Linked DNA regions of Mus musculus: region 1 is linked to region 2. A link is a contact called in ENCODE Hi-C or POLR2A ChIA-PET data. All regions are on one chromosome and are shown on one strand. Each heading gives the region's core, a stretch centred on a gene start or an enhancer-like site at or near the end of the contact. The rest is flanking DNA. Distances are from core to core; before and after follow the strand shown. Region 1 holds the start of Actr6 (ARP6 actin-related protein 6). Region 2 holds the start of 1500026H17Rik (RIKEN cDNA 1500026H17 gene).

The links. Hi-C counts contacts between places; a loop is a spot of excess contacts on that map. ChIA-PET counts read pairs that join two places held with the same protein, here RNA polymerase II (POLR2A).
Region 1: a loop to region 2 is called in a map of gastrocnemius, with 7 times the contacts of the local background. The contact joins the promoter of Actr6 here to the promoter of 1500026H17Rik in region 2. A Hi-C loop is called at or near these places in 11 of 37 maps with a recorded cell type or tissue (T-helper 17 cell, T-helper 2 cell, gastrocnemius and 2 more). POLR2A ChIA-PET finds 5 or more read pairs at or near these places in 3 of 5 experiments (Patski and embryonic stem cell).

What each region holds. Positions count from the first base shown.
Region 1 is chr10:89,730,480-89,734,899 of GRCm38, forward strand. Actr6 (ARP6 actin-related protein 6) reads right to left here and starts at 1,816. Exons shown (of 11, transcript NM_025914.3): 1 at 1,695-1,816. The coding sequence starts at 1,762.
Region 2 is chr10:89,684,451-89,688,955 of GRCm38, forward strand. 1500026H17Rik (RIKEN cDNA 1500026H17 gene) reads left to right here and starts at 1,913. Exons shown (of 3, transcript NR_130956.1): 1 at 1,913-2,069. It overlaps Scyl2 (SCY1-like 2 (S. cerevisiae)), which reads right to left and starts at 1,844. Exons shown (of 18, transcript NM_198021.3): 1 at 1,588-1,844.

The DNA of each region.
Region 1 (4,420 bases), core at 566-3,065, 46 kb after region 2:
AAACTGGAAGCTAGAGTATAAGCACACAGGACCTGATGCAGAGCTGTGCAGGCCGTGTGCACAGGGCTTCAGTCTCTGAGGACTCATGACCTTTGCTCATGTTGATTTAGAAGGCCTGGTTATCTTGCTGTCCTCCGTCCCCTCTGGCTCTGAGGGGACGGATTTGCTGGAGACAAACCATTTAGAGCTGAATGTTCCGAGGTCTCTCACTCTCTGTGTAAAGTCTGGCTGTGGGCCTTGATTTGTCTTTAACGAGATCAGGGGGCCAGGAATGATGGGTTATGCTTACAATTCCAGCACTCAGGAGGCTGAGACAGGAGGACTCTCATGAGTTTGAGGCCAGTTTAGGATACACAATGCCCAGCTGGGCCACTGCGTAAGACCTTATCTCAATAAAGAACCACAGGGGCTTGGAGGCTATATAGTTCAGTAGCACAGCACTTTCCTAACATGTCCTAGGCCCATAATTCATTCTCCAGCACATTAAAAACAAAACAGAAAATCTGGTTCTATATGTATTTACATGCATCTGTTTATTTATGTATTTATGTGCACAGGTATTTTTCCTGCGTGTATGTCTGTGCACCGTGTGTGTGTGTGTGTGTGTATGTGAGAGAGAGAGAGAGAGGGAGAGAGAGAGAGAGAGAGAGAGAGAGAGAGAGAGGGAGAGAGAGAGAGAGAGAAAGAGAGGAGTTACAGACAGTTGTTAGCGGCCATGTAGGTGCTGGGAATTGAACGTAGGCCCTCTAGAAGAGCAGAATGAGCGGGTTAGCCATTTCTCCAGCCCCATGTACCTAGTTCTTAATGAGGAAAAAAAAAACTTATGTGGAAGCCTTATATATAAATGGCTTCCATCACCACTAAAGCTGTGAGAATCTGGTCATATGAGAATCTGGTCATATGGGCTGGGCTAAGAAGTAATGTTGTGCTTGTCCACCGTGCAAGAGTTCAACATAGCATTAAAAAAAAAAAATTCAGTCAAATGCCCACTGAGTTCTGAAGTAGTGGCCCTCAGCTGTAATCCTAGCAACCAGGAGGTGGAGGCAGGAGGATCTTAAATTCAAGGTCATCCTGGATTACACGCTGTGCTGCAAGGCAGCAGGGGGTGTAGCTCTGTGGGAAGGTACTAATTACCTACGCAAAGTCCTAGATTTCAGTTCTAGCACTGTGAAAGTCTACTATTTATTCAAACATACATTTTATAAAACACATCTTAAGATGCCACCGTAGCGTTCCTGACTTTACCAACCAGGTTATTCAACTTGGTTCCCCAATGCCTTCAAACTCCCTGGACTCTAATGAAGTGGGTTTTACTATTTGGGAGGTTGGGGGGCATTGAACCTTTTGAGGATCCGATGAAAACCTATAATCGTGTTCCCCTAAAGGCGAAACGTTGCCCACTATTTCTGAAATTTCATAAACTTTAGTCTCCTCAGTCAATCTCGAGAAGCCTATTTCCCGTTACCAAACGGAACATACATTCACTTCCGCAGCCCCGCGGCCTCAAACAAAAAATCAAAGTCAATTTCAGTTCAAAGCATCAAACCAACCAACGAACCCAGCTCGAAACTGAGCATCCCCCGACTGAGGCTGGAGGCGCGCGATGGCGTCTGTGGATCACGCAAATCGGAAAGCATAGTCTGTCAAGTTAAAAGGCGTACGTGTCCTGTCCCTCGGGAACGACGACCACTTACGAGACACTGTCATGGCTGTAACCGATTTTGGCGTTGTAAGCTCCATTATCCAGAACTAGGGTCGTCATTTCGGCACGCACCACGCTGCAGCGGAGTCGCTTTCCCACTGTTTGAATCTCCTCTGCTCAGGCTTCTTCCGGTACTCTATGGTCGATGGGGGCGTGGCCGTGGCGTAAACTTCCGGTTACCCTGACAACGGAGTACGCCAGAAGTCGAGCAGCGGAGCAGCCCTTCCTGTGCTTGTATCCAGTTTTCAAATGCATCGATTTTCGGTGGCAGCGACATTCCGTAGTAGAAACTGCTAAGTACTTTATTTCTTTTGATTTTCTTTACTGCGCACATTGGCGAGTGGAAGCTTTTTGTGAGCCCTTTGGTGGGCTGCGTGTGCGTGTATCTGATTAGAGTTGTTAAGACACTCCGAGCCTTGAAGAATTGAGTATGAAACCATACGCATCGTGGAACTGGATACGAAGTCTCTTCAGCCTCACCTTCATTTCTTGGCACTCGTCATCAGGTTATAGAATTTGGTCACAATAAATTATGTATGGGCTGTGTTGTTATCTGCGTTGTGCTTTAACTTATTTGCACATTCCCCAACGAATCCCCCTGCTTGTTCTCCGCTACTTATTTATGTATCCTATCTACAAAGGACTTCTTGACATCTGACATGTTCCTTGTCTGCTCTGACTCCTGGAATTAGATATCGTTCCTGGGTGTTTCTGTACAACGGAGAGCTTGTGTTTCATAATGTTAAGAAAAAGTTTTGGAGTTGAGCGTAATGGTACACGCCTTTAATCCCAGCACTCGGGAGACAGAGGGAGGTGGCTCTCTGGGTGTTCAAAACCAGCCTGGTTTACGTAGGACAGCCAGACATACACGATACAGAGAGTCTCTCTCAAAATGTTTTGATTGGAATGTAGACTCTGCTACAAAATAATCTCGGGTAATGAATCTGATATAAATGAATACACAGCCATGCTTAAGAGTAAGTTAGCTACACAGAGAAACCCTGTCTCAAAAAAACCAAAACCAAAACAAAAAAAAAAAAAAAAAAGAGAGAGTAAGCTGTTTCACTTTCTTTACACGTATTAACTAGTGTTTAAAACTCCAGGAGATAAAGAGATGAGAGTGTGGCCTTCTAATTTTAAACTGTGACTATGACATTAAAAACATATAAGCGGGCTGGAGAGACGGCTCAGAGGATAAGAGCACTGACTGCTCGTCCGAAGGTCCTGAGTTCAAATCCCAGCAACCACATAGTGGCTCACAATCACCTGTAATGAGATCTGATACCCTCTTCTGGTGCATCTGAAGTCAGCTACAGTGTACTTATGTATAATAATAAATAAATCTTAAAAAAAATGTTTAAACTAAGCCGGGCGGTGGTGGCGGACATCTTTAATCCCAGCACTTGGGAGGCAGAGGCAGGCAGATTTCTGAGTTCAAGGCCAGCCTGGTCTACAAGTGAGTTCCAGGACAGCCAGGGCTATACAGAGAAACCCTGTCTCAAAAAAAAAAAAAAAAAAAAAAAAAAGAAAAAAGAAAAAAAAAGAAAAAAGAAAAAAATGTTTAAGCAACTTAATGACCCTTGGGTTATCTAAATTATAAAATAAACTAATATGACTCTCACTATGTTATAGAATGGTTTAATATTAGTGTTAGAAGTCAAGCACCTACCTGTCAATAGATACTGTTATCATTTTTTTTAGTTTGCTTAATATTTATTTTGAGATAGGGTTTAACATAGCCCAGGCTGGCTTCAAATTTACTATATAGAAGGGCGCTCTTGAACTTGGGATCCTCCTGTCTCCGCCTGCAGGAGTTCTGGAATTACAGGCCTGCGCAACCTTGCCTGGATTGTCTGGTACTGAGGACAAAACCCCAGGGCTTCATGCACCTTCTGTCAACCTGCCTAACCATCAAACTCCTTCAAATCAGGCAGAGTATTCTATTGATAATCTCTACTGATATATATTAAAAAGTTAATTAGGGTCAGGCAGTACTGGTGCACACCTTTAATCCCAGCACTGGTGGGGAAGAGGATGGAGCAGCTGGATCTCTGAGTTCGAGGCCAGCCTGGTCTAAAGAGCTAGTTCCAAGACAGCCAGGGCTACACAGAGAAATTCTGTCTTGACACCAAACAAACAAACAAACAAATAAAAGAAGTAAATGAGGGCGTGGGGACGAAGCTCAGTGGTGGAATTGCTCTCTCAACGTTTTCAAGGGGTCTGGGTTCTGATCTCTAGCACTAGAAATAAAATGAAAACCTTTCTGAATGTCTAAGGTTAATTCTGACCAACATCAACACTCTATTTTATCCAATTCAGTTAGTAAGGTGGTAAGAACTCAGGCTGAGGCAGGGTGACCACCTGCTCCAGCCCAACTTGGGAGACATATCAAGGCCAGGGATGGTACTTTCAAAACCAGCAAACTAAGCTCGACAGAACAAAAAAGTGATCAGCTCTTTTTCTGCAGTCAAGTGGCACAGCTCTTTTAAATCTTCTCTCACACAGCAACCGTCATTTCTATTTGTCTCTCATCCTTAAACTATGCACTTTCAATCCTGTTTCTCCTCCTGTGCGACAACCCTTTCTTATTTAAACATTGTTTTGGCTTTCCTCACCAAATTTTACATGCTTTTTGATCAAGATTATTCTTGGTCTTGACTTTAGTTATTATTGAATAAGATACATCCTAAACCAGAAATTCCTATCTTAATTGTTTCC
Region 2 (4,505 bases), core at 663-3,162:
CTGTGAGGCAGAGGCCTTTGTGAGTTCAAGGCCAGCCTGGTCTACAAAGAGAGTTCCAGGACAGCCAAGGCCATACAATGAAATTTTGTCTCAAAAAAAGCAAAAACAAAAACAACAAAAAAAGAATTTCAGTTACTCCAAAAGGTAAAGCCATTGTGATCAGATCTATATTATGAGATGTCCATCCCAGCACAGAGACCACAGGTGTCAAGCCCTCTAGATGCAAGAGACCAATGTGACTGCAACAAGGAGGTGGTGCTGAAGATGAAGATTCAATATTTAAAAGGCAAACATCAATAGGACCTCATAAAAGATGTCGAATGAGGAATAATAAGAACTTAACAAATTTCAACTCCTATAAAATAGGATCAAAACATGTACGAGGACCTGGTTTTGGGGAGTTTTTTTGGTTTTTTGGTTTTTTTTTTTTGAGAGGATAAATCACAAATTTCAACTATGTCAACATGATTTAATTCCCAAATATAGAATGTATTTGTATAGCAATGTCCTACTGTATGGAATTACAACACATCTGTATTACATATGTAATCGTCTCTGACAGACAAAATGAATGATCTTCACATGTGCGTAGGTATATCTGAACAGAATAAAGCTCTATGTGTTCAGTTAGGCTCCTTTCCTTTGCATAACCACAATCCCCTTCTCCTCCAACCTTTATTAAGGAGGGGAAAGCCTTCAAAGTCGAAAAAGAATCTTCCAAGCAAACACCAGAACTGCTTGGGTTTTGTAATGGCTGACTGACTTACAGCATCTTTGTTAAATTGCTTTCTCTGAACAGAGGCGCACGACTCAGAAAACTTAAATACGGCGTTTCAAAGTGTCATCACACAATCCCTGGTTTTGATGTGCAAAGAAAAACCTCTAGCTGATAATTTACAATCAAAATCACTTTAAGGAGCTGGTCTGGAGTCTCTTCAATCCTGTTGAGAAAGGGAAACACTGTGTGTCCTTAATTACTGATCACAGGTAACGCGTCCATGCGAATCCCAAGAAGTTTCTGCAAGCTTTATCTGTCTAAACCTTTTTCTGTAGCTTAAACAGGCGCACTGGAGCCCCCATGGGGATTTCTTTCTCTCAAACCTTATCTGCCCCACCCACCTCACACACACAATAACCGTCCAGTCCAGAAAGACAACTACCATCAGAGAAAGGCGTCCGAAGTGCAGGGCCTTAGCCGGTGACCCCAGCTATCGGAACCAAGTATCAGAAACGAGGGGGGCTGTCTCAGCAGTCCCGGAGCACTGTCCAATTTCCCAAAAGGATACGGAGATCTCCACGGCGGAAACCCGAGCTCCTGCGCCAGCTCTGGGGACTCTCCCAGCAGCAGAATGACCCAGGCAGCGGGGCTCCCGTCGCCCGAAGGCCTCGCCCAGAGTCACCGGCCTCTGAGATCCGCTCCCTCCCGCTTCTCGCTACCTGGATCCGGCTTCCCGGGCCACCCACCGCCAGCCCGCCCGACCCGGCCCGTCACTAGGCAACAGTAGCAGCCGGGAGGCCCGGGGAGACCCGTAGCCCGCAAGCTGGCCGCAGACCCAGGTCGCCCGGTGCCCGAGACAGGTCACTCACCTCGCAGCCGGCTACCTGGAGGGGCGGTGCTGGGGCCGGTCCCCCGCCGGCTCCCTCAATGCCTCCGGGCTGTGACTGCTCGGGCCGCGCTCCTGGCCGCCACCGAACGCTTACTCCATCTCCTCCGTCACCCCCGAGTCCGCAGAACCCCGAGATCGAGGAGTAAAGGGGGAAGGGAGGGAAGGGACTAGGGAAGAAGAGCACGGTAGGGGGAAGAGCACCGAAAGACCTGCCCGCTCCTGCATGACGTCACTTCCGGGCGGTTCGGAAGGGTAAGGCTTGGCTTCCCTCCGCCCTCCCCGAGGCGGAGTGAGGCGGGGCTCCCGGGGCGGGGGTGGAGCCAGCCCGGGCCTCTGCTGACAGCCGTACCTGTGACTCTGATCACTAGTCTTCGCGGGCAAGACCAGCTTTCCGGGGCCCCAGGCTAGGAAGCCCGAGTTTCTGGAACCATAGAAGGGGATTCTCCAAGATAATGAGGACAGGTAACCAAATGTATATTGGAGATGACTGACAGTGACTTGATGGCTGGACACTGCAGCTCTGGTTGTGAGGCCCCTCCCCTTTTCTGTTTCCCAGGCCACCTGCCCTTGCTGGTCTAGTGACTGATTACATAGGACTCAGCTTTCTCTGACTTTCTGCTAAGTGACCTTAGAACCTAGAAAAGCCGTGCTTCTCACACAGGGCCGTGTTAAAGTGCAGATTCTGCTGCACAAGTAGGATCGGATGCTCTGCGTTTCTAAGACATTCTCAGATAACCCCGGTGCCACAGTTCCACAATTAGAGCAACAAAGATTATTTATCTTACGTGCTTAATGAAAGAAGTAAATTGTTCTGAAAAATATACCTAGGTGAAACTGGGCACAGCCTCTGTCTCCCTGCTATCCATCCAAGTAACCCGTACATAGTAGTAGGACTACTACCACCCTAACTAACCCTAACCCTGCCTCTCCTGTCTCTGCTCTGTCCCTGGTTCAGGTTAAAATGTCTTAAGATGGGTAATAGGGTAGATTCTATTACAAGAAGAATTGGAGGAGGGGGAGGAAGAGAAGAGGGAAGAGGATTATGGGGTGTGTGTGTATGTGTGTGTACATGTTTGTGTGGTGTGTTTACATGTTTGTGTAGGTACAGCTGTATGTACACACGCCAGAAAAGCTCGAGGCTAGAGGTTAGCCTTAGGAGTTGTTCCTGGGGAGCTGTCCATGTTTTTGAGACAAGGTCTCTAAATAGAACCTGGTGCTTTGCCTTTCTCTTATCTCTTCAGCTGTGAAATTAGGAGCACCCACCACCAAGCCTGGCTTTTTAATGTATGTTCAGGAGATCCAACTTAGATCTGCATGCTTAGAAAGTTATCATCTCACTAGCTGAGCCTTCTCTTTCCAGCCCCAGAAGGGTGGACTTTTATTTCTGTCCTTTTGCCAAGAGCATCTTATAAGTTATGTGTTGGTAATGTTACTTCTAGTTCTTCGTGGTCAAGAAAGGAAAGGCTTAGATTCTTGTATTCTGCACACAAAACATCTAGAAATCATGTTCTCTATATTTCAACTTTTTCTTTCTTACATGCTTTAATTTCATATTTTACTGGGGTAGGAGGAACTAGTTTATCTCTACTAAACATGAGTCTCTTTTTTGGAGTGATAAAATGGCCTGGGGTTAGATGATAGCAGTGATTGTACAAGGTTGCCAACGCACCAAGAAACACTGAATTAAACATTTTGACAGAATCCTAGTGAGCAAACCTAATCCTTTGCAGACCATGTGAGAATAGCTATCACAGGATATTTGAACACACTGTGAACCTCTGAGATTGTGTTACTTGCTGAAAAGGAAAAAGAAAAAGAAAGAAAGAAAAAGAAAAAAAGAAAAACCTGTTTCTAGTTGTGGTATGGCTCAGTCCTAGCACATACCTTTAATCCAAGAGCTTTCTGTTTATTGTAAACAGGATTACATTAAGTCATCGGTAGGTCAAGAGGCAGAGCAAGCTTTAAGTGAGGTAGGCAGGAGGTGTAAGCGAACTTTCCTCTTCACATACAGCACAGGCACTTTTGCTTCCTCTGGTGAAGAAGGGCTGCGAATGCCAAGCATTTAAGTATCTCTGCTCTAAATATTAGTCTTCCTTGGAGTCTCTTCCAGTTCTTCTTCCTTCTCTACATACCTTCTTTAGGCACCCAGTATGTTCTTGATTCTGTGACGATTTGATGAAAGAAATGCAGTAAAGGTTGTAACCATTAATGAAATATGGCTGCATCCCACCTGACTGCCTGTGGTGGTTAGAATGAAAGTGGCCCCCATAGGTTCATAGGCAGTGGCACTATTAGGAGACATGTCCATGGTGGAGTAGGTGTGGCCTTGTTGGAGGAAGTGTGTCACTGGGGGAGGGGGGCTTTAAGGCAGTCTATAACAATATATATATATAGCTAATAAGCTTTCTTAAATTATCATCAAAAGAAGACAGATTAGGCTTCCAAATAAAGGGTCAGTGTATATGATAATTCTCAGGTTAACACATTCTAAGGGTAATACAGTCGGCATAATAGAGTAAATTTCTGCTCTGAGTCTCTAGATAACCTTGGCTATGTTGGCTTTTAAAATGAGAAAGTATATCAGTTCCTCAGAAAACAAAAAGCTTCTCTCGGTATAAATATTTAAAAGTGCTCTCCATGATAGTGTTAGAGTAAATACATTAAAAATGTATATGTGATATATCCTCCATAGTAGGTTTAGAGCACTGATTCTCAGCCTTCCTAATGCTGGGACCCTTAATACAGTTCCTCATGTTGTGGTGGTCCTCAACTATAAAATTATTTTGTTGTTACTTCATAACTATAATTTTGCTACTGTTATGAATTAGAATGTAAATATCTGTGTGAATAACAGGTTTACATTGCTGCTTTATGTGTTTTTAGTTTGGCCCCAAACAG